Linked DNA regions of Homo sapiens: all the other regions are linked to region 1. Evidence: read pairs that join two places in POLR2A ChIA-PET (ENCODE). Cell type or tissue: HepG2. All regions are shown on one strand. Each heading gives the region's core, and the rest is flanking DNA. Links, peaks and the distances in the headings are about the cores only.

Region 1 (7,409 bases), core at 1,487-6,486:
AAAGAAAATGAAATCAGTATGTTGAAGAGATCTCTGCACCCCCATGTTCATTGCAGTACCATTCACAATAGCCCAGACATGGAATCAACCTAACTGTTCATCAGTGGATGAATGGAGAAAGAAAAGGTGGTATAAATACACAACGGAATACTATTCAGCCATAAAGAGAAGGGAATCCTGTCATTTGCAACAGTGTGGGTGAACTTGGAGAACATTTGGCTGAGTGAAATAAGCCAGGCACAGAGACAAATACTGCCTGATTTCACTTATATGTGGAAGGAATCTAAAAAAGTTGAACTCATAGAAACAGAGACTAGATGGTGGTTAACAAAAACCGTGTGTGGGGATGTTGGAGAGATCTTGGTCAAAGGGTGCAAAATTTCAGTTAGGAGAAATACATGCTGGAGATCTGTTATACAGCATGATGACTATAGTAAATTATAATGCATTGTATGCTGGAAAATTGCCAAGAGAGGAGATCTTAAATGTTCTCACCAAAAACAAACAATAAGTATGTGTTGTTGGGTATGCTGATTAGCTTGATTTAATCACTCCATAATGCATGCATATCAAATCATCACTTTGTATACAATCATATATAAAATAAAGAACAAATCAATCTTTAACCTGAGCCTGGTGCTGTACAAACCCTCAAATATGGGAGACCTGCCCTTCTATGATCCCTGCTTCATTTATTGTGGCATTAAAAAGTTCCTCTCATAAAGGAGACTATTAATCTCTCTCTATCTCACTCTGTCTACCTCTGTCTCCCAGAATTAATTCTAGGTGTAACTTTAGGTGATAGAAATGCAGAGTCTTCAGGATGAACCAGACAACTTTATTATGCTCTTAGAATTCAGGTTTATCAACTGTTCATTTCCATCCCTAAATAATAACAGCTAAATTTAAGTAGTGCTTACTATGTGTCAGGCACTGTTCCAAGAACTTTGCATATAATCACTCATTTAACCTTTACAAGAATGCTGTGAGGTCATTACTATTATTATCCTCATTTTATGGGAGAGGAAACAGGCACAGAGAGGTTACCTGCTCAAGGTTACAACAGATGACACATGGTTGAGCTGGGATCCAAATGTGGGCAGGCTGGCCTCAGAGTCCATGCTCTTAATCACTGAACTACATAGCCTCTTCACTCTCGAATCTTTAACTTTAGAAATCAGCTCTAGGCACGAGAGCTGTTACTGGATTGAAGATCCCATGGTAGGATCCCTGGGACCAAAGGCCCCTGTCCCCAGGCAAAGCCAGTGACTCAACACCTGAGCCTCAAGGCAAGGGGATCCCCATCTCAGCCTCTGTGGTGTGCTGGAGCAGGCTCCTACTAGCTCATGGCACAGCAGCCAGGGGTTGCATGTGCAGGAATGTCCCATCCAGTGTTTGGCTGCTGATGGTTTGAGATGGGCCATTGTGAGTACATTTTCACCATGGAATTTAGCAAATGCTGCAAGTCAGAGGCCATTTCCTAGATCACTGTCCCTACTGCAGGATCCCAGTCTTGACTGAAAGGGCCTGGTGTGGATGCAGAGAGCCTGCAGGGCTGAACTGTGGTGGGGGTGAGTATTAAATGCTTTCAGCTGCCCTATCTGCTAGAAGGTTCTCTCTGAAGGCACGGGAAGTGCTCAGCTCCAATGCATGGCAGCTGAGACATGCCCCTACCAACCCGGGGACCTCTCAACCAATCACGCCCTTGTCTCTCTGGTCTCTGCTGGGATCATTCCCAGGCAAGTGTATCATACCATTCCCAGAGTTTTCTCATGGCCTTCAGCACTAGTCACTCTCAGCAGTAGCTGGCTGGACAGCTCACCCTGTATCCACTGCTTTCTGTCCACCGGCTCACCTCCCTCCTCCCCTACTTATTTCTGGCACCTACCAAATTAATTTGTGCTCCAACTCTTTTACTGAGAGAGGGGTTGAGCGGACGGGTCCCCCTGCAAGCCACGGCAGGGAGTCCTTTGGCAGCCGAGGGTGCAGCCCGGCTTGATCTCTACTTCAGGGCCAGGAAGCTCTGCTGCCATGAAATCACGTTTGCTGTATGAATTTCATTTGCTTGTGGTGACAGCACTCAAGATCTCCTCTCTTAGCAATTTTGTTATGGCACTGCTTGCTATCACAAGGGTCACAGATTGTTTCATTCATACCTGACACCTCTGCTAGTGAGGTGGGAGGCTGAGGCAGGGGAATTGCTTGAACCAGGGAAGTGGAGGTTGCAGTGAGCCGAGATCGTGCCACTGCACTCCAGCCTGGGCAACAGAGTAGGACTCTGTCTCAAAAAAAAAAAAAAAAAAAAAAGATAAAATGCTAAGATCGGCAGCAGGGTTATCTTTTTGCAGACTGTCATTTGTCTTCTCCCCATGCCGGGACTGCCCCTGCGCCTCTTGCTCCTTATTTTGAAGACTTGATACTGTGGCTTTGCTGCCCCACTGCTGGGTTTCATGGTACGTGACCCTGCCCGCCCACCATGCCTTCCTTGCCTCTCTGGAGATAACTGCATGACAGGCCAGGGGAGAACCCTTTTCTCCAGGGGAGATGTGGTAAAGTCTAAAAGCGTTCCTAAGGAAAGGAGTGACCTGCACCCATTATCATCATCCTGACACAGCTGAGAGGGCTTGGGCTTTCGGCTCCTAAGCAGGCATCCCCTGAGCCTCCTCCAGGAGGGCAGCGTGAACGTTGCTGGAGATCCAACAATCAAGGCTTCTCTAGTAGGATGCGTCAGGGAAGCTGTCTGTTTGAACCAGTCTGCTCCCTGGCCTGGCAGGGAACAGAGAATGGAGGACTTGGATCCTGTTTATCCTTTAGATTCCTTCTGACTTAGAGCTAAAGCCTGGCCTTGGCTACTGGGCATGCTTAGCACTAACAAAGTGTTTCCTTCTCCAGTAGGGCAGAGAGAGGAAGTGAGGGGAGGGAGTGAGGAAGCCGACCGGAGGGTTGTGCAGGGGTGCGGGGGGTGGGGGTCTCTTCTCCGACTCACTGCAATCCTACCTGTTTGCTCTGCATCGCTCCCGTTCCCCTGGAGCCTGGGTTCTAAACATAGATTGCATATTTTATTAAGCCTGTGTTTGCTTTATAACTTTGGTGAAAAGCTGTAGGCAGCAGCAAAATGATCTGTCAAAGGAATTTAAAAGCACATTTCTTTAAGCACAGATGGTCCCCGACTTATGATGATCCAACTTACAATTTTTCAACTTTGCAATGGGTTTATTGGGTGGTGACCCCACTGTAAGTTGTGGGGTGTCTACACACTGGCATTGATTCACATCCTGGGACAAAGGAAGAGGGACCCCCAGAAGGGAAAACTGATTGTGACCTATGGGTGGTAGAACTTAACATCACATTTGCTGTATGAATTGAAGGTACTGCTGGTCACCACAAGTGTCATGGATTGTTTCATTCACACCCAACACCTCTGCTAGTGAGGTGCAGAAAATACAATGCTAAGATTGAAGCAGGGTTTTCTTTTTGCAGACTGCCATTTGTGTTTGTCTGTGGACAGCTGTGTTCAGTACTCACACTGAGTCCTTCCAAGGCTTACAAGCTGGTCCACTTGGACCTTGCAATTAACAGAGGTGTGAGGAAGGGAACATTGTGTTTGTCATGGATCAATGATTCCCTGTGTCTCTCCGCCCAGTCCCCCTTCCCCCATTTTTTTCCTTTTTGTAGAACTTATGCCCCATTTTTATTATGTAACTCAACAGAATGACTCAAAGGGTGATATTTCAGGCAGCAGAATGAGCTGGGGTGGGGGTTTGGGATCGGTGAGGCAAACAGAAAAGTGTGTGGAGAGAGATCTTATCGGGCAGAGAATTTGGGCTCCCTTCATGAATCACTCTGTGCAAACAGCCAGCCATTGGGCCTGCATGTGGGCTGGGTCTTGATTCTATTGAATCAACTGTGACTAAAAGATACGGTAGTTCTAATTTCCTGTGACTCATGAAAGAGCCTTATTGGGCAGGATTTGTTCTAGGCCCCAATCTTTTAGCTGAAACACTTCAACTTTGCTCATGGAAGAGGGGACTTGGGCCGCCAGACAGCTCTTTTCAGTCACACCTCATCGTGAGGTTGCATTTTAGAAAACATGGGCTCAGATTCATCTTTGCTGGATCCAAATTGGCTGAGTTAGCCTACTGATTTCAACCCCCTGAATGAGCTCAACAAATATTTCTGAAGTAGATGCTGAAGTCACACAAGAGTGGAGAAGGTGCTTGTCAAAGTCTTTGCCTTTCTCAACTCCAGGGAGAGGAACTACCTGGGCTTGAGGGTTTGTTTCAGCAAAAATCTAGAATAGGCCACATCATTTTGCACTTAACCATGATGAGGACTTTTATTGCATGTATGAATGTCCCCAGAGGCTATTACTCAAAAGGGCTCAGCTAATAAATAGGAGAACTAATAATTATCTTTTTTCAGATTGCTGACTGTGTGCAACTGCCGCAAGGGGTCAAAAGTGCTTGGTTTGCACAACATCTCCCCGGCATTCTTACACGTGTGGTTATGGAATCAGGGTGCAGGGAAGGGTCATGGAGCAGAGGGAATTGCATGTGCTCGATCTTTTTCACATTGGAGCTGCTTTCTGAAACCCGGCACGGGGAAGGTGAGGGTGCTGGATAGTTTGGGGGGGCCACAGAGTCCTGTGGGTGTTAAATCTCGGTCCCCCTCTGGGGACTTGTCCTTGCAGGGTGCTCATCCAGGCCTTAAAAGTTGGCAGCATCCCCCAGGAACTACCCTGTGAACAAATCCAGGCTTTCGGAAGCACGTGATTCTGCAGAAATGCCACATTCTCTTCCACATGGGCTGTGGGCTCTGAGTCCCCCTTTGCTTCCTCGGCCTATGTACCTGCTGAAGAAGACAGTGTGAGTGAATGTGGGGAGGGTGGAGGCAGCTTCATGCTGGTGTGGTTCCCCTTTTAGATGTTGGTGCTTGACACATGCCCATATTGAAGTGCAGCAGGCACCAGGGCCATAGATGGCTTTGCCCAGAGTGGGAAGGGGCTGCTACATACTGTGCATGATTTAAGAGGTACTGGGAAGTTTAGCTTTGCCCTGAAAACATGCCCCCCTAACTAGCCCCAGTTAGCTGAAATGCTGCAAATAAAGCTGTATCTCCTTTAACTTAAACTGTTATTGGGAAGGTGCCCTGGTTTGGGCAATTCAGCAAGTGTTACCCTTCACTCTATGAGAATGGGTTCTTGGGGTCAGGGCTGTCGAGGTATAACTCACATGCAGCAAAAACTTCCACTTTCTAGGCGCTGAGTTTGGCCAGTGTGTGCAGTCCTGAAGCCACGTCAGGATGTAGAGTATTTCCCTCACCCCAAGGTTCCCTGTGCCCCTTAGAGCTGTGCCCACCATAGCCCTCAGCAACCACGGATCTGATTTCTGTTCCTTCTGCCTTTTTCAGTGTGTCGTGTACATGCAACCTAAGGAGGTAACCTTTTACCCAGCCTGAGACTTCAGAGGGTATTCATATTGGGGACCAGCAGCCCGTGATGTTTGTCCCCCAGAGAGGGGGAGAGAGCTGCTGCCTGCAGAGTGGCTGCTCCTGCTTTGCACGGCCCCTGGCTTCTGCATCCCTCCATCCTCCAGCTGGGCACAGAGGTTGCCAAAAGGGCCAGTAGGAGGAGAAGGCTTCATGGAGGACGGGGGCAAGAGCGGGCCGACCATGCTGGCTTCCTCGCCTTGTGTCTGGCTGACTGCACAGGCCTGAGGAGGTAACCAACAGCAGAAACAGCTCTGGACAAATGAGCAAAGGAAGACTCGACTGAGTTTCCCCAGAATGGAGAGGAGCTGAGGAAGCTCCAGGGCCCACAGCGGAAGCTGGTGGACCATTTCACTAGGACCCTGGGAGCAAATCAGTCTGACTTGTGTTTGGCCCCTGAATCCCCCTGCTCAAGGCTCAGAGTCCTGGAGAATTGAGGGCAACCCCCACATTGCATGCCATGGATGGTGGCTTCCCCAGGGGAGTCGGGGTGCTAGGACTAGAGCATGCCTCCTACAAATGTTGACTTCCCCAGAAAAATACCAGCTCTCTTAAGTAAGGGTGGGTCTATCTGTGGGGATGATAGGGTCACCCTTATTATTCATACGTTCCCTGGGCCTGAGAACTTACCTGGAATACACTTTGTTAAATAGTAATATTTATTCTTATTTGAGTTATTTTTTTCAGGGCTTTTCTCTAGTTGCTGTATTTATCTTCTTTCAGTGTTTCCACATTTAGCATTAGTATTCTCATGTTATATTTGTATGAACACATATACATTTGTTCCCATGCCTTGAGGCCCTTGGTGCTAATTACATTGATATTTTTATGCTTTATTTTTCTTTATTTTTTTAGAGGCAGGAGTTTTTTCTCTGTCACCCAGGCTGGAGTGCAGTGGTACCACCATAGCTCACTGCATCTTGAACTCCTAGGCTCAAACGATCCTCCCACCTCAGCCTCTCAAGTAGCTAGGACTGCAAGCACAAGCCGCCATGCCTGGCTAATTTTTTGTTGTTCTTGTTACTTTTTTGTAGAGAAGACATCTCACTATGTTGCCCAGGCTGGTCTCGAACTGCTAGTCTCAAATGATCTTCCTACCTTGGACTCCCAAAGTGCTGGGAGCACCCAGGCTATTGCATTTTTAGGTTATATCAACTCTGCTACCCTGAGAATTGCCTTTAGACTTTGTTCTTAAATAAACAAAGGACTGAGCTGATCCTGTCAGCCCAGAGCAGCGGCCTGGGAGCCACCATGCGACCCAGCCCTAAATGCCTTGCTTATGATGAAATCTCTTGAAAATAGCCCAACTTCTGTCTCCTGCCTGTGAAGTAAGCATTCTCCTCTAATTCTCAAAGCTGGGATTTTGTGAGAAACTTAAGTTGTCAGGAGCACACTGGGGGAAACATAATTGGAAATACATGTTATGACCCATTAGAATGACAAGTTGTATATATCCATTGTACCCTAAGGCATCCAATATATTCTGCTGTGTTTGTAAGTACTTTAATCATGTTGAAGAATGACATACTGAAACTTGTCCCTGAGATTCACACTTGATCTCAAGTTGATTGAGTTTAGGGAAAAGGGAAAAAAAAAACACATTAGCGTGTTATTTTTGACATTATATGAGGGTTTTCATGGGTGTGAACTGTGAGGGAGGTGTGCAAGACATGTTCCAGCCCAACCCTCGTCCTTATGAGGCTTGCAGGGATGACCCGTTTCCCTAAGGTCACCCAGCTGTGTGAGACACAGCTGGAATTTAGACTAGGGTCTCTTTAGTGTCTTCATTCTGAGTTCTTTTTTTGAATGGGCAACTTCTGTGATTTTGAGCATGACCAGACATTTAACTACAGTGGGTAGAGCCAGCCAAAGGTTGCAAAACTTTTCTACTTCTTTCTTAATGGCTAGAAATTGGTGATCAG
Region 2 (7,409 bases), core at 1,008-6,007, 270 kb after region 1:
CTTCTGTGAATGATGCTGCTATGAATGTGGTTCTACAGGAATCTGTTTGAGACGCTGCTTTCAATTCTTATGGGTACACACCCAGAAGTGGAAATGCTGGGTCATAGGATAATTTTTTGTTTAATTTTTTGTGGGTCTGCCATACTGTGTTCCACAGTGGCTACACCATTTTACATTCCCACCAACAGTGCACGAGGGTCCCAAAGGTTTTAGTGTTTACCTCCTTTGTGTCCCCTGGTCAACAGGTTCACCCTGGCCAACACTTTGGCCTGAAGTTATTTAAACCAAGAGGCTTTGTATACAGTCATTGCCACACCACACTCTGTGTCTGCTGACCAGCACGCTGTGGGAAAACACAGTTAGGCCTAGCGTGCTGGGGCACTCACCCCCACAGTGCCTTCTTCCCTGGATATGGGATCCCAGAGTGTAAGAGTTGGAAGAAACACAGTATCAGTAATGACTGGGACTCTTCTTCAAATCAGTTCTAGTTATGTCATTCAGACCTGCAGAATGACATAACTACAAGGGGTTGGGGACAATTGGACAACTGTAAAATATTGCAAAACATAGTTTTAAGCTGCCCATATACCCAAGTGATAATGTATGGGCTTTTTGAAGATATCCACATGTCCCAGACAAACAGGAAAGGTAAGAACAGGCATTAAAGAAACCTCCATCTTGTTGTTTTTCAAAAAAGACACAGAAATCTGCCAGGAGAGGTTTAATACTCTTGTTATCAGGACTAGCACTTTCTGATTGCAAGTGGCAGATGAGCTTTATCATAAACCTAGCATTTAGAGTGCTTCCAAAAGCAATCTTAATCTCTTCTTATCTTCTCCAGGAAGACGAGGCTGCCGGCACAGCCAGCAGGGACTCGTTTTTATGGTTCTCAGGTGTCTAGATGCTGGAACCTGCTGTCTGGTTTCTATACATTTTACTTGCCTCCTGGGGATGATGGGAGCATATGCCAGGCTGAGATGGGTGGCAACCTACATTTTAATTCTTTAAATTGCTAACTCCACCCTTGAGCCTACAACAAGTAGGTCTGCACTGCAGAAAGAAATCACGTCGCCATGGGGTCGCTGCGAGTAGTTCCTTACTGGGTGGGATGTGGAAGGGGAGCGCTGAGGGACAGCATTGGGTGGAAGCAAGATAGCAACAGCTGCAGGGAGCAGCAGCGGGACTGGGGCGAAGGCTGTGCTCTGGTGAGCTCCGTGTAACACAGGAGGGCTGACGCTGGCCCAGATAGGCTGGCGCTTGCCAGAAAAGGGCATTAGCAGGAAGACCCAGGAGCAGATTTTCAACACGGGTTGCACAGTGTAATTAACTGGAGATAGTTTAAATATCCAGATTTTCAGACCACACCCAAACCAATTAAAAAGAAAAGGGCTTCTGGGGTCAGAACCCAGGCATCCATATTTTCAAAACCTCCATAGGTGAGTACAATGCCCATCGAAAACCATGGAGAACCATTGCAGTAAGACACACTTGCATATCACGTGTGTGACACATGTGTGACACCTTCCAAAAAGCAAAAGCATTTGGGGAAAATTAATGAAGAGTGATAAATAGCTTATCTTTAAAAATGTACATCTTGGCCAGGCCTGTAATCCCAGTACTTTGAGAGGCCAAAGTGAAGGGTCATTTGAGGCCAGGAGTTCAAGACCAGCCTGGACAACATAGGGAGACATCAACTCTCCCAAAAAAAGTACATCCTGCAAAGAACAGACTGGGTGAATATAAACAAAATGTTAGCAATAGTCATCTTTGTATAACAGTGTGGGACTATAGTTTATTTTCTTTTGTGTTATCTTTGCATAACCGTGTGGGACTATAGTTTATTTTCTTTTGTTTTCTTCTATTTCTCAGCAAAAACTCTCTAATCTTTTATAACAAAAGTCATACTTCAAAAAATCTCATGATAAACAGTTTGCAATTTGCTCATAAAAGGAGAGACCATATTATTTAAAGGATGGGGGTTGTTGTGGAATCTGGTGTGCCCCCTGGAAGATAGCACAGAGCTAACACAGGGTCTCTGGCAGCTCCCGGAGGGGCCGGAGCCAGGGGCCAGCACACCGACTCCTTGTGTTTGCCCTGTGTGGGGCCGCATGTCCTGGCTCTGTCAAGGCTGCCGGTGGCTCAGTGTCCCAGATAGGCGGTGCTCACTGTCTCCCAGACACCAGATGAGGACACCCAGGGCTGTGGAGCCTTTTTTTTTTTTTTTCTGAGATGGAGTCTCGCTCTGTCACCCAGGCTGGAGTGCAGTGGCAGGATCACGGCTCACAGCAAGCTCCGCCTCCCGGGTTCACGCCATTCTCCTGCCTCAGCCTCCTGAATAGCTGGGACTACAGGCATCTGCCACCACGCCCGGCTAATTTTTTGTATTTTTAGTAGAGACGGGGTTTCACTGTGTTAGCCAGGATGGTCTCAATCTCCTGACCTCGTCATCTGCCTGCCTCGGCCTCCCAAAGTGCTGGGATTACAGGCTTGAGCCACCTCGTCCGGCCGGCTGTGGAGTCTTCTGCTTCCAGATGTGCCACTGACTTTCTAACTGGCCCGAGTGAGGTCACTTACCCCGAAGCCTGATTGACAGCCCCTCCCCTGGAGTGCGTTGTGAACACTGAAAGTAGTGTCAGTGAAGGGCTTGGTTTCTCTCCAGCAAGAAAACTTGCTGTGCACAGTGCAAAGTCCAAAGACTTGAAGATACTTCAGAGGTGACACTCCCCCCGCCAAAGACTTCCATGAAGTGGGACCTGCTAGATGTTATGGTTCTTTCCATGAAGTCCCAGGAAGTCCTCCTGCTTTGATTTTCAAAGCTGCTATCATGCTGTTTTAGAAATATTGCTTTCACGGGTCTTCTCCAGTTGACAGTAGATGCCCTGTGGTTCATTTGTTCTCATGCTGGCCTTAGCTCTTTTAGGATAGCCTCCAGTCTCTGTGTTGAATAAGGCAAGGTCAAAGCAGCAGCCTCCTTGCATTTATTCCGTATGCAAATGCACCTTTAGCCTGTGCTATTCTCCAGGGCAGTGGCATGAAGTCAGGAATCACAGGGGATAGGTAGGTCTTATTCCCCCGCTGGGATGGGTACTCGTGGCCTGGAGCATGGACAGATTTCCGAGGATAGAGAGGAAAGGCAGGGGCTGGAGATTTTAAGTGGACTTTTCTCACCCACATGTGGAAAGGAAGTTTGGAGTAGAGAAGAGTTGTTCCCTCCGACACGTTTCAGGCCATGCCTTTACGTCCATCTAGCCTGCTTGTCATCTGCACCCCAGCACCCATCCCCTGCAGCCCCCACAGTAACACCAGGTCTGGCCTCAGAAGTGCCTCCCCCAGCCTCAGGTCCAGTCTCAGGTGACCGTGCAGGGTGCTGCCTCCTGGGCTCACTGCCCAGTGAGGAGAGGAGGCAACGGGGAGCTTCCACATCTCCTCTAAAGACTCACTTCTTTCCTCATTCCATCCTTTTCGATCTTTGCTTTGCCAGTTCCCACCATGGGCATCTGGAATGAAGGACGGGAAGAAAGAGAGAGGGAGAAAGGGGAAGAGGAGGCGTCTGCCACTGCCTTGTTTGCTCACTTCAAAGGGCTCCCTAATGAGTCTGTCTATTGTCTAAGCTCCTTGTCTATACCTGAGTTTTGCAATCTATACACCTAGGGAGATCACAGGGAACCGAAAGGAGCCTCTCACCGCAGGACGGGACAGCCCACCCTCCCCCTCCACATGGAATCAAAGGGGCAATTGTCAAAGGCAAATGAATTTGATCTGGAGGATTGCACAGATACTGGAACAGGTTCAGTGAAAGAGAAAAGAATGTGCATAGCCGGTGGGGGTGGAGGAGGCAGGAAGATGGGGAAGGGGAGCTGTTGGAAGCCAAGATCAAATTAATTCCCACTTAGATCACCTTTTGATGTATTTCCTCATCCCTGCTGCCACAGTGGTGAGCTCCTGGAGATTTCTAGAAATTCCTTTCCCATATCTATTCCCCACTCTGTTCCCTGTGTGCTGGGCCACTGGTTGTCAACCGGTGTCTGGGGAGGGAGGAGGTGATGAACATTTGCCAAAGTCGGAGATGCTTTCCATTGTCACCACAAGGGGAAGGGGGTCCCTGGCCCTCAGCGGTGGGTGGAGACCAGGGGTGTTTCTAAGTAGCCTACAATACACAGAACAGCTTCCCACAACAAAATATTATCTGACTTAACACGTCAAAAGTGTCATGATTGGCCGGGCGCGGTGGCTCACATCTTAATTCCTCCCACAATATGAACTGATGAAGTGGCAACAGTGCCAGATATGGCTTGCAGAATCCAGGATGTGTACTGTGCCATGGGTGTGCTGAAGGGGGATAGTCACTACTTCCCCAGCAGCATCCAGAACACTATGAAACCATGGTGCACACACTGTACTATGTGGCTGAGAAGATGCTAGAAATGGGACAGAAACACTCTTAGTGAGTAGAATTTCCTGTTTCCAAATTTCTTTTGCTTGAGCAGTGTCCACAGAAGACAAAGAACTACTGATATGAATATGTGCATGTCTGTGTCTGTGGGTATGGCTGCAGTTATGGCTGTGTCTACGGCTACATCTGCTGTGTCTATGATTACGTCTATATTTATGTCTGCCTCTATGGCTATGGCTACCTTTATGTCTATGTCTATGGTTTTGTCTACGTCGATATCAGTGTAGATGTCGATGTTAATGGCTATGTCTATGGTTTTGTCTATGTCTATGTCACTGTTGATGTCTGTGTTGATGGCTATGTCTGTGTCAATGTTGATGGCAATGTTGATGGTTATGTCTATGTTGACGGCTATGCTATGTCTATGTCTATGTTGCTGTTGATGTCTGTGTCTCTGGTTATGGCTGTGTCTATGGCTATGTCTATGTCACGATTGATGTCTGCGTCTGTATTGATGGCTATATATATGGATGTGGCTAGGCTATGTCTATGGCTATGTCTACGTCACTGTTGATGTCTGTGTCTGTGTTGATGGCTATGTCTATGGCTGTGGCTATGGCCATGTCTAGGTCTATGTCTACGTCTATGTTGCTGTTGATACCTACATTAATGACTATGTCTATGTCTACGTTGCTGTTGATGTCTGCGTCTGTGTTGATGGCCGTGTCTATGGCTGTGGCTATGGCTATGTCTAGGTCTATGTCTACTTCTGTGTTGCTGTTGATACCTACATTGATGACTATGTTTATGTCTACATGTACATCTGTAGTTATGGCTATGGTTGTGTTTATGTCTGTGTCTGTGTCCGTGGTTGTGTTTATGTTCATGGCTATGGTTATGCCTATGTGAGTTTTCGGACCTAAATTGGGGTCCGTTGTGGAGGACTAAGACTTCCAGTATGTCTTTGCTCAAAAAAATACCCAGAGAATATGATTTAAGCTCCAAATGATAATTAGTTATTGGATCTCTGTCTTGTTCAAGTGCTTAGTTACCATTGCCACATATGCCTTCAACAATCCACAGTTATTGATGTTTTCCTATGTGTCAATTACTGGATAAGCACTGAGTACACATGGGTGAAAAGGACAGACACTGCCCCTGTCCTCATAGAGTAAGTAGTCACTTGGTTGCTCACTCTTTTTCTCCCTCCTCTTTCAAAGCTTTCATGAAATTCCATCCTAGTTTTTTTTTTTTTTTTTTTTTTTTTTCAGACAGAGTCTCACTCTGTCACCCAGGCTGGAGTGCAATGGCACGATCTCGGCTCACTGCAAGCTCCGCCTCCTGGGTTCACGCCATTCACCTGCCTCAGCCTCCCAAGTAGCTGGGACTACAGGCGCCCACCACCATGCCCGGCTAATTTTTTGTATTTTTAGTAGAGATGGGGTTTCACCATGTTAGCCAGGATGGTCTCGATCTCCTGACCTCATGATCCACCCACCTCGGCCTCCCAAAGTGCTGGGATTACAGGTATCAGCCACCGCACCCGGCCTCCATCCTAGTTTATGACAGAGGCTATGAAGTACCAACAGCAAAAGTATCTCAGAAAGATACCATAAAAAGCCTACAGAAAACATACCTATAAAAAGCCTTCTGTGAAAGTTGTCTTTTAAGAGCAAAACATAGAAGCACAAATCATTCCACACAGCCCACTGTTTAGGAGTCACAGCTTACTGGGCAATGCCAAGTGCATCAGAAGGATGGGGGGCTATGGATCCTTTTGGGAATGAACTCATTTTCCAGTGAGATGAACTAGTGTCAGGAAGGGAGAAGTGGTTCTGAATACACCCTCAGGTGGACAGGTCACAGAAACCTACCACCAGCCAAGCCTTGGGGACTCATCTCTGAGCCTCATGAAAGAGGAGCTAGAGGTACTATCTTCATGAAGAGGTGGTGAGATCCAGAACCCAGTGACCAAGGATGTGTGGGGAGTACAGGGTGTCTCGGGCAAAGAAGGACCAAAGAGCACACAGGGTGCTTTTGCATCTTCAAGGCTGGCAGCTGCAGGAACGCTGGGAGAAGACACTACTGGCTCACATATTGATGTCGTCCTTGAGGATAGATCTTGGTAAGGGGTCACCCTCAAAAGCTCTTCCTGCAGGGACCTTGTTGTGGGCTGAATTCTGTTCTCCTTAAAATTCATACATTGAGTCCTGACCCCCAGGACCTCAGAATGTGCTGTCTTGGAGATAGGGTCTTAATGAGGTAATTAAGGTAAAATGAGGTCATAGGGGTGGGCCCTAATGTGATGGCTGATGGCCTCATAGAAAGAGATTAGGACTAAGACAACACACAGACTGAGGGGTGACCATGTGAAGACACAGGGAGAAGACAGCCATTGACAAGCCAAGGAGAGAGGCCTCAGGAGACAACTATCCTGCCCACATCTTGCTCTGGAACTTCCAGCCTTCAGAACTGTGCAGAAATGAATGACTGTTGTTTTAGCCCCCTCATTTGTGGATTTCGTTATGGCAGATCCAACAGACGAATGCAGACCTCAGTAAGAAGAAAATGGGTTAGAAGAGCACTAGGGGCCCTTCATGGCTATTGATGAGGCCCTCTTGGACAGGCTAAAATCACTGGGTATTTTCAAGGGCAAGCATTATGAATCCAGCAGCAAAGCCAATGGAAGTTGTTACAGTTAATGTCAGCCAATAAGAACTGCTATGGTTTGAATGTCTGTCCCCTTCAAAACTCGTGTTAAAATTTAATCCCCAACATGGCAATATTGAGAGTTGAGATCTTTCAGGAAGGCTCTTCCCTGATGAATGAATTAATCCATTCATGGATGACTGGATTAATAGATTAATGGGTTATCCTCGGAGTGGGACTGGCAGCTTTATAAGAAGAGGAAGATCTGGCTAGCATGCTCAGCCCCCTCACCATGTGATGCTCTGCATTGCCCCAGGACTCTGCAGAGAGGCCCCACCAGCAAGAAGGCTCTGGAGCCCCATATACA
Region 3 (7,409 bases), core at 1,008-6,007, 490 kb after region 1:
CTTATCAATGATCAAAAATTCATTTCTTACAGAGCTGAAATAAATTGCCACAGAAAATAGTCCAAAATCACCAAGTTATCCTATAGTTAAAACATGTAAACACTGGGAGGGTAGACACTAAAAATCAGGACTTTGACTTTGGAAATTCTGAGATAAATGAGAAGCTCTCATTAGTAGGAGTAACTATCAAGAGTAACTAATTAGAATACATAATTGTGCTTTTACCAATACCTACAATCAAGGACAGTGATTCTTAAATAACCCTGGGACTTCTAAAGTATATGAAACCAATATGCCACCGTAAGAACCAACAATGGCTTACAAAAAGGAAAAATAAAAATTTGAGTTATGCAGTAACTGTAATAAATTTCGAAAGAAATGCCAGTAAAACATGTCATATGGGTTGGGGAGTTGGCCCATGAGTTGAGCAGACTAGAATCTTCCCACGGCGGCCACTTACCTTCTCCCGTAGACTCGACCTACCTGCCTGGGCAACATGGCATGTCAATAAAACATCTTCCAGAGTGGTGCATTTGTCGCAATCCATAAGCCAACATTGACACGTCATTGTTACCCAAAGTACATTAGATGTCACTCTTGGTGTTGTGCATTCTATGGGTTTAGACAAATATATAATGAATGTATCCACAATTATATTAATACTATCATACAGATCAGTTTCACTGCCCTGAAAATCTCCCGTAATCCTGTTCAGCCCTCCTTTCTCCTCCCTCCCCAGTCCTGAGCAAACTACCAATCTTTTTACTCTCCCCACAGTTTTGCCTTTTCCAGAATGTCACATAGTTGAAATCATACAGTTTGGAGCCTTTTCAGATTGGGTTATTTCACTTAGCAATGTGCTGATTCCTCCATATCTTTTCATGACATGATAGTTAATTTTGATTTTAGTGCTGAATAATATTCCATTGTCTGGTGGTGCCACAGTTTATTAATCTGTTCACCTGCTGGAGGACATATTGACTGCTTCCAAATTTGGAAAATTATGCATAAAGGGCAGCTATAAACATCCACATGTGGGTTTTTGCATGGACACAAGTTTTCAACTCATTTGGGTAAATGACAAGGAGCATGATTGCTGGATCATATAGTCAGGGTACTTTCAGTTTTGTTAGAAACCACTAAACTATTTTGCAAAGTGGTTGTACCATTTTGCATTCCCATGGGCCATAAATGAGAGTTCCCGTTGCTCCACATCCTTGCCAACATTTGATATTGTCAGTGTTTTGGACCTTATAATAGCTGTGTAGGTGTATCTCTTGTTGTTTTAAATTAAAATTCCCTAATGGCATATGAAGTAGATCATCTTTTCCTATACTTACTTGTCATTTGTGTATCTTCTTTGGTGAAGCTGCTGTTCAGATATTTCCCTGTTTTTTTTATGGGAACTCTCCATACTTTCACTAAATTTTGCTGTAAAGTTAAAAACAGCTATAAAAAAACTACTTAAAAATTTAAATAATTCTAAGAGGGACAAAAAATACAAAATATAATAAAATTCAACTGACTTTTCAACCAGACCAGTGCCTCACATCTAAATGAATATTGTGCCACCAATCCAGTATTGTGTCTTCAAACTAGAGAATTATGAAAACATCATGAATAATAATTTTTGAAGTTTCTATTTTTAGTAAACATTTGATTTACTTGTCAAAACATAATTTCCCCTGAAAGCCTTCTTGAACTCTTCTGAGCTGAGTGAGCGACTTTTCTCTCTGATCTGAGAGCATCCTGGGCATACGCATCACAGAGGTTTCCCACTGTGGAGTGATGGTGGGGTTCCTGTCTGGCTCTGCTAGAAGACTTTGAGCTCCTGGAATGTAAGGTCAGCAACTTGCTTCTCTCTGTCTCCCAAGGGCCTAGCAAAGAATCTACTAAATAACTGCTTATTGGGTTAATAACTGAGTAAATGCATTTATGTACATGCATAAATGCAGCTACAACTATGACTATTGTAATCACATCTTTCCCTAATTAATCTAAAAAAGCCAAAGCTGCTTCACACATGACTGAAACATGCTGCATGTTTAGGAAGCGATCTCTTCTACTGAAGAGCTTAGTGAAACTATTCTACATTGAATTAATCAGAGAGAAATACATATAATAAGTCACAGTGAATACATCATAAAGTGTCATGTAATATGTTAAATAATTCCTTTATTTACTGTAAAAGTCATTTTAATATATTTAAGTACGTAGCATCAGCTGCTAAGCAGAGGCTCTGCAGGGTCTTCACTAAAGAGCAATTTGTAATCAACTATTTGTGAAATTGTTCTCACAGGGTTAACAAGAATTACGTACTGGGTTCTGGACAGAAATATAATTATAATTAATCATCATCGGGCTGCACTTTGGTCCACTTTGTTGTAGCTAAAGGTCACTCAATGCTGACCATTTACATCCTCATTGTTCCTATATAGGAATCGTGTCTGACATTGGAATCATAAGGCTTTTGCTTCAGATTTACTTAAGATGTTCTTCAGACCCTGAATTCCACTGGGAATTGCTGATGCCAACCAGAGTGAAAATCCCCATGAGGAACCAAATCAGCATGAGAAGGCAGTTTCTTCATCCCCTCATCCCATAACTTCACCCTGCTCTCTTTGACCAGTCAACAATCCCCACATCCCATGACTTCACCCTGCTCTCTTTGACCAGTCAACAATCCCCACACCTTGGTCCATTCCAAACTCCTTAAAATCCCTAGCCCCGAATTCCTTGGAGAAGTGGATTTGAGGTTTCCTCCCATCTCTTTGTTCAGCTGTCCTAAGATTATTAAACTCTTTCTCTGCTGCAGTCCCCATTGTCTCAGTGTTTTGACTTGCCATGCAACTGTTTCTACAGAAGAAATTGAAAATATATATATATATCTATACATCTTTTTTGAAGCTCTTTATGCTACCAATATGCTAAGCAAATTGTTTTCTGATAAATAACTCCAAGGCAAATTTCAATTTGGTTCTGAAGGAATCATGAATTAAGGTAAATTAAATATTTGGTATTAATTAGCAAATATCAGAAAGAATGGGTTTGTAGAATATAACTATGGACAGAAACTAATTTGAATGACATAAATAATTCTCTAGTATATACTTTTGTGAGCTGATTTGTTTTACTTATTTACTTTTGGTTTGCTTTATTTTGAAAAGAAACAAACACATTTACATACCTTAGGTCTCTTAACGTTTTAAACAATATATAGCCTTCTTTGAAAAGAAAACTATTTTAACTGAGTTAGCTATCTCTGAATTAATAAATTCAAATGGCAACAAACTAAATTTAGCTTGGCTTGCTCTAAACAACTTTTCCCCCATAAAATCACTACATTAAAAGCCATGTATAACTGAACTAGTACAACCTAAAATAAAGCCCAATTTAAAAAAGTTAATTTTACAAGTCCTGACATAAACCTCAATCAGATCTTACAATTTTAACGTCCATCATTTGGACTGTAATGTAACAGAACCCAGAGGCTCTGGATTTGATGACAGGTCATTCTGTTACCAGTAGTGTGCTCTTATGTGAGTCACTTACCTTTGAGCTTTAGTTTCCTGACCTGCGAAATGTACATCATCAATGTCATCATGCATACTTTGCCTGGTGTAAGTAGACGTATTTGTTTATTGCCTAATATCCAGTAAAACACGGGCTAAGTGCACTGTGTTTTCCAAACTAGCCTGACAATAAGAACTGCCTAGCATACTTATTAAAAAATAAATAAAAGTTCCCAGAGCCCACCCCCAGACCTATTAAATCAGAATTCCCAGGGGAAAGCCCCAGTCATCTGTCTAAGTAACAAGCATCCCAAGTGATTCTTATGTTGCAAGTTTGGGAAACTGTGTTAAAGCATCTAAAAGAAGGTTATTTTTCTTTATAATGCTCATGAGCTGTTGAAGGAGTGAATACTGACCCTGAAAAAGATGCATAAAATGAATAGAATCTTACAGATCAGATTCTAAGTTCATACAAGGAAAAGATCAGTGTCGTTCTAACTGATCAAACTACATTGCTTTAAAACAGTGATTTTCCTACATTCGGATTTACTTAAGCACTGCTGCAGTAAAACCAGCCAATCTAATCCTGATGCTGTAACCAGGTAGCCTGGGGCTTTTGCACCAGGAGAAAAGGCTCCTGAGACCAGAAGCCAAGGTTGTTTCAGCCCAAGGAATGCTTATGAAGAGAGGACAGTACTGATACAAGGCAGTTCACCCGAGACTAAGAGCAAAGACCCTGGAAACCCCTTTCATCTCTGGCACGCATCACCACGCAAAAACCAAACCCCATATCCCAAGCAACGGTAGGTGAATGCCCACCCAGTGGAGCTGCCATAGGCAAAATAGCTCATGCAGCTCTTTGCAGTTTGTAATCTTTTGTCCTTTCCTTCCTCTTAGTGCTTTGCACTTCCATGCCATTCTCTTGTCCAGAAATGCCCTTTCTTGGCTTTATTCATGGGATTAGTGCATCCTTCTAAATGCTACTCCAATGTCACCTCTTCCAGGAAGCTCTCCTGAACTTTTCCCCACCCAGCGTGGGCCCCATGGTGGGTGTGGCAATGCTTCCTTTCCTCAGTGTGGCAATGCTCCCTTTCTCTTCCCATCGCTTTTTAAAGGCAGGGACTGTGTCTGTCCTTTTTGACTTTGTCTGCCCAGCACACAAATAAGCAGCCAGTGTGTAAAGGCAGGGAGGGGAGGACCAAGGGAGGGCCAAGCAAGGGGAGAGAGAGTACTGGGTGATTCACCATGAGCTGACAATATTATTAGCAACTGGGAGAGTCCAGGTGAAGTTCACAAAACTTCCCTAAATAGAGTCCATGCATGTGTTTCAGTGGGATATGTTGCCATGTTAAAAGCTTGCTCCAGCAATATTGATGGGCCAAATATGGACTGGCTGGGCTTGGAGTGCAGATTTTTACCTGAATACATATCCTAATAATACTGTTAACTGACAAAGAAGTAAACAGTAATCATTTTGTAAAGCATTAGTTCCCCTTTCATAAAATGGTTACTGTCTACCTCTTTGCCAGCGTGGAAAGTTATAGCTAGAAACTATAGCTAGTGCTGTAGAATCCTTTCAGGTCATAGAAAACAAGAATTCATGTCTTTACAGTTTTAATGACTTGTGAAGGCACAGACAAGGAGCTGGTGGAGGCATTAGGCATAGAGAGGATTTACAAGCTAGTTTAATATTTGAAAAGCCTAGATGAGTCATTGTTCAGGTTGTAGAGGTCAGCCCACACTGGGGGTGTGGGCAGAATCCTACAACATGTCTGTCATTAGAAAACTGGGGTGAAACCAAAATCCCAAGAGTATGTGAGAATATTCACAAAATCAGCTCAAAAGGGAAAGACTTTTTTAAAACATTTTTGATTCACCCAACAAGGGATCCTTGAAATGAAGCTGCAGTAGTCAAGCTTGACATTTAAAGAGGAAAGTTAAAAGACTGCTATTTTAAGACATATAAACCACTAAAATAACAACTGAGACCAGGTCTAAACATAGTCAACCAAATCTCAGAGATTAGTGTCCTTGGCCTGTCTCTGCGTGTGTCTAGCAGCCGCTGAGTGATGGCCCTGGGCTCCTTGAATGCCAAGCATAGATTCTACTCATCTTGGTGTCTCCTGTGTGTGTCTCTCTCTCCTCTTTTCTACAGTGCTTTTGTTTGGCCTTCCCACTATTCCTCCTGAATATTCCCATGAAATTTGCAATTGCTTTTCCTATCTAGCAAATTTTCTAAATGCTGTTATGGGTCTTATTTGCTGCAATGAATGGGAAGTTGCCTACATTGCTTTATATTTACCTTTTTATCCCCACTGTCCATATTTTTATATGGATTTTATTTGTATTTACAACATTACTTAATGTAAGTTTTATTTTTCCTTACAATTTGACCCAGTGGTGGTGAAATGACAGTAAACACAGATGCGGGGGGTGGTGGAGGCCCTCCAACACCCAGGCTGCATGACACAGACCAGCCTACAAGCTTCAAGGAGATTTTCTCAGTTTGATCTTGACCAAAAAAAAAAAAAAAAGTCAGCTACGACAAATGATTTTCTTTTGAAGTATTGCCTTACCAGTGGCTCACATTCAAATGTTTACTTGTCAGAAAGTTTCCTCTGTGTGAGAATCATCCTGGGATTTTGCAATAGATGAAAGATTTTGTAAATTTAGTAACATGCATAACCAAAAGCAACTGTAAAACCCTAAAATTAGGCCAGAATTACCAGTGGAACATTCACCATGCATATAATATCCCTGCAAAATCCTTCAAATGAAACTTTACACCTAAAGATCTTGAGGTGATTAATACATGGAGATTATTTCTGCTCTGCAGTGTGGTCAGGAATAAAGCTTAGCCCCTTTGATAAGGGTTTACTCAGACACCCAAGGCACAAATGTCTTTCAATAATAAAGTATTCGAAGGAATGGGGGAGGTGGGGAATCTAGAATGAATTCCAAGTAAATCCCCATTAACATATTACCATGAAGACAAGTCAGTGAACTTTAAACTAATTCATTTTTTAAAAATGAGAACTATGGAGACCAATCTTTGTGGAGTCCCATGAGAACAAAAGCCTCTCAAGTCTGTCCAGAGTCATTCCTTCTCATTGCTGACAAACACTCAGAACAGGTGTGTCACAGTGGTTGTCACCTTGCATAAGGCCTCATTTGCAGGGTTCCCTGTGTGGTAAGAAAGATGGAAAGTGAAAGGAAGGAAGGGAGGAAGGTGGGAAGAAGGAAGGAAGGAAGGAAGGAAGGTAGGAAGGAAGGAAGGAAGGAAGGTAGGAAGGAAGGAAGGTAGGAAGGAAGGAAGGAAGGAAGGAAGGAGGTGTATTAGTCCGTTCTCATGCTCCTGTGAAGAAATGCCCAAGACGGAGTAATTTATAAAAGAAAGAGGTTTAATTAACTCACAGTTCCACAGGGCTGGGGAGGCCTCAAGTATCTTACAATCATGGCAGAAGGGGAAGCAAACACATCCTTCTTCACATGGTGGCAGGAAGGAGAACTGCCGAGCAAAATGGGAAAAGCCCCTTTAAAAAACATCAGATCTCGTGAGAATCACTATCACTCACTATCACGAGAACAGCCTGAAGGTAACCGCCCCCATGATTCAATTACCTCCTACAGGTTCCCTCCCATGACGTGGGGATTATGAGAACTACAATTTAAGATGAGATTTGGGTGGGAACACAGCCAAACTATATCAGCAGGCTAAAAGACCAATTTGAATTCCAAATTTTCTGAGTTTAGATCTATTAAACTGTTAAGAGCTGTTAAGATCCTATCCCTATCCAGTTTTGACAAATTCTAAATGTTTAGAAAAATTGTTTCCAGGTCTAGAGCATAAGTAATTGGGTTGAAAGCATCCAACTAAAACACAGGCTAAAAAAGGCA

The links. Peaks named below come from ENCODE experiments on the same cell type or tissue, not always from the same donor. Only the 100,000 strongest peaks of a DNase experiment are listed, where the experiment ranks them.
Region 2: POLR2A ChIA-PET joins it to region 1 with 39 read pairs; 4 of 35 experiments call an interaction of 5 or more read pairs at or near these places.
Region 3: POLR2A ChIA-PET joins it to region 1 with 13 read pairs; 3 of 35 experiments call an interaction of 5 or more read pairs at or near these places.

The regions. Positions count from the first base shown.
Region 1 is chr6:1,322,209-1,329,617 of GRCh38, reverse strand. FOXF2-DT (FOXF2 divergent transcript) reads left to right here. Exons shown (of 3, transcript NR_187218.1): 2 at 4,691-4,865; 3 at 5,410-6,143. Among named protein-coding and RNA genes, the nearest start is that of FOXQ1, 14 kb to the right of the region's middle. In HepG2, for the core only: no CTCF peak of the experiment used is centred there; DNase peaks (open chromatin) are centred at 2,827, 3,837 and 4,497; H3K4me3 peaks cover 577 bases.
Region 2 is chr6:1,051,433-1,058,841 of GRCh38, reverse strand. The region is part of intron 1 of LINC01622 (long intergenic non-protein coding RNA 1622); the gene reads left to right. Among named protein-coding and RNA genes, the nearest start is that of LINC01622, 46 kb to the left of the region's middle. In HepG2, for the core only: no CTCF peak of the experiment used is centred there; DNase peaks (open chromatin) are centred at 2,161, 2,601, 2,971 and 3,651; H3K4me3 peaks cover 2,156 bases.
Region 3 is chr6:833,776-841,184 of GRCh38, reverse strand. No RefSeq gene overlaps it. Among named protein-coding and RNA genes, the nearest start is that of EXOC2, 140 kb to the right of the region's middle. RefSeq lists an enhancer at 1,483-2,032. In HepG2, for the core only: no CTCF peak of the experiment used is centred there; a DNase peak (open chromatin) is centred at 3,584; H3K27me3 peaks cover 418 bases.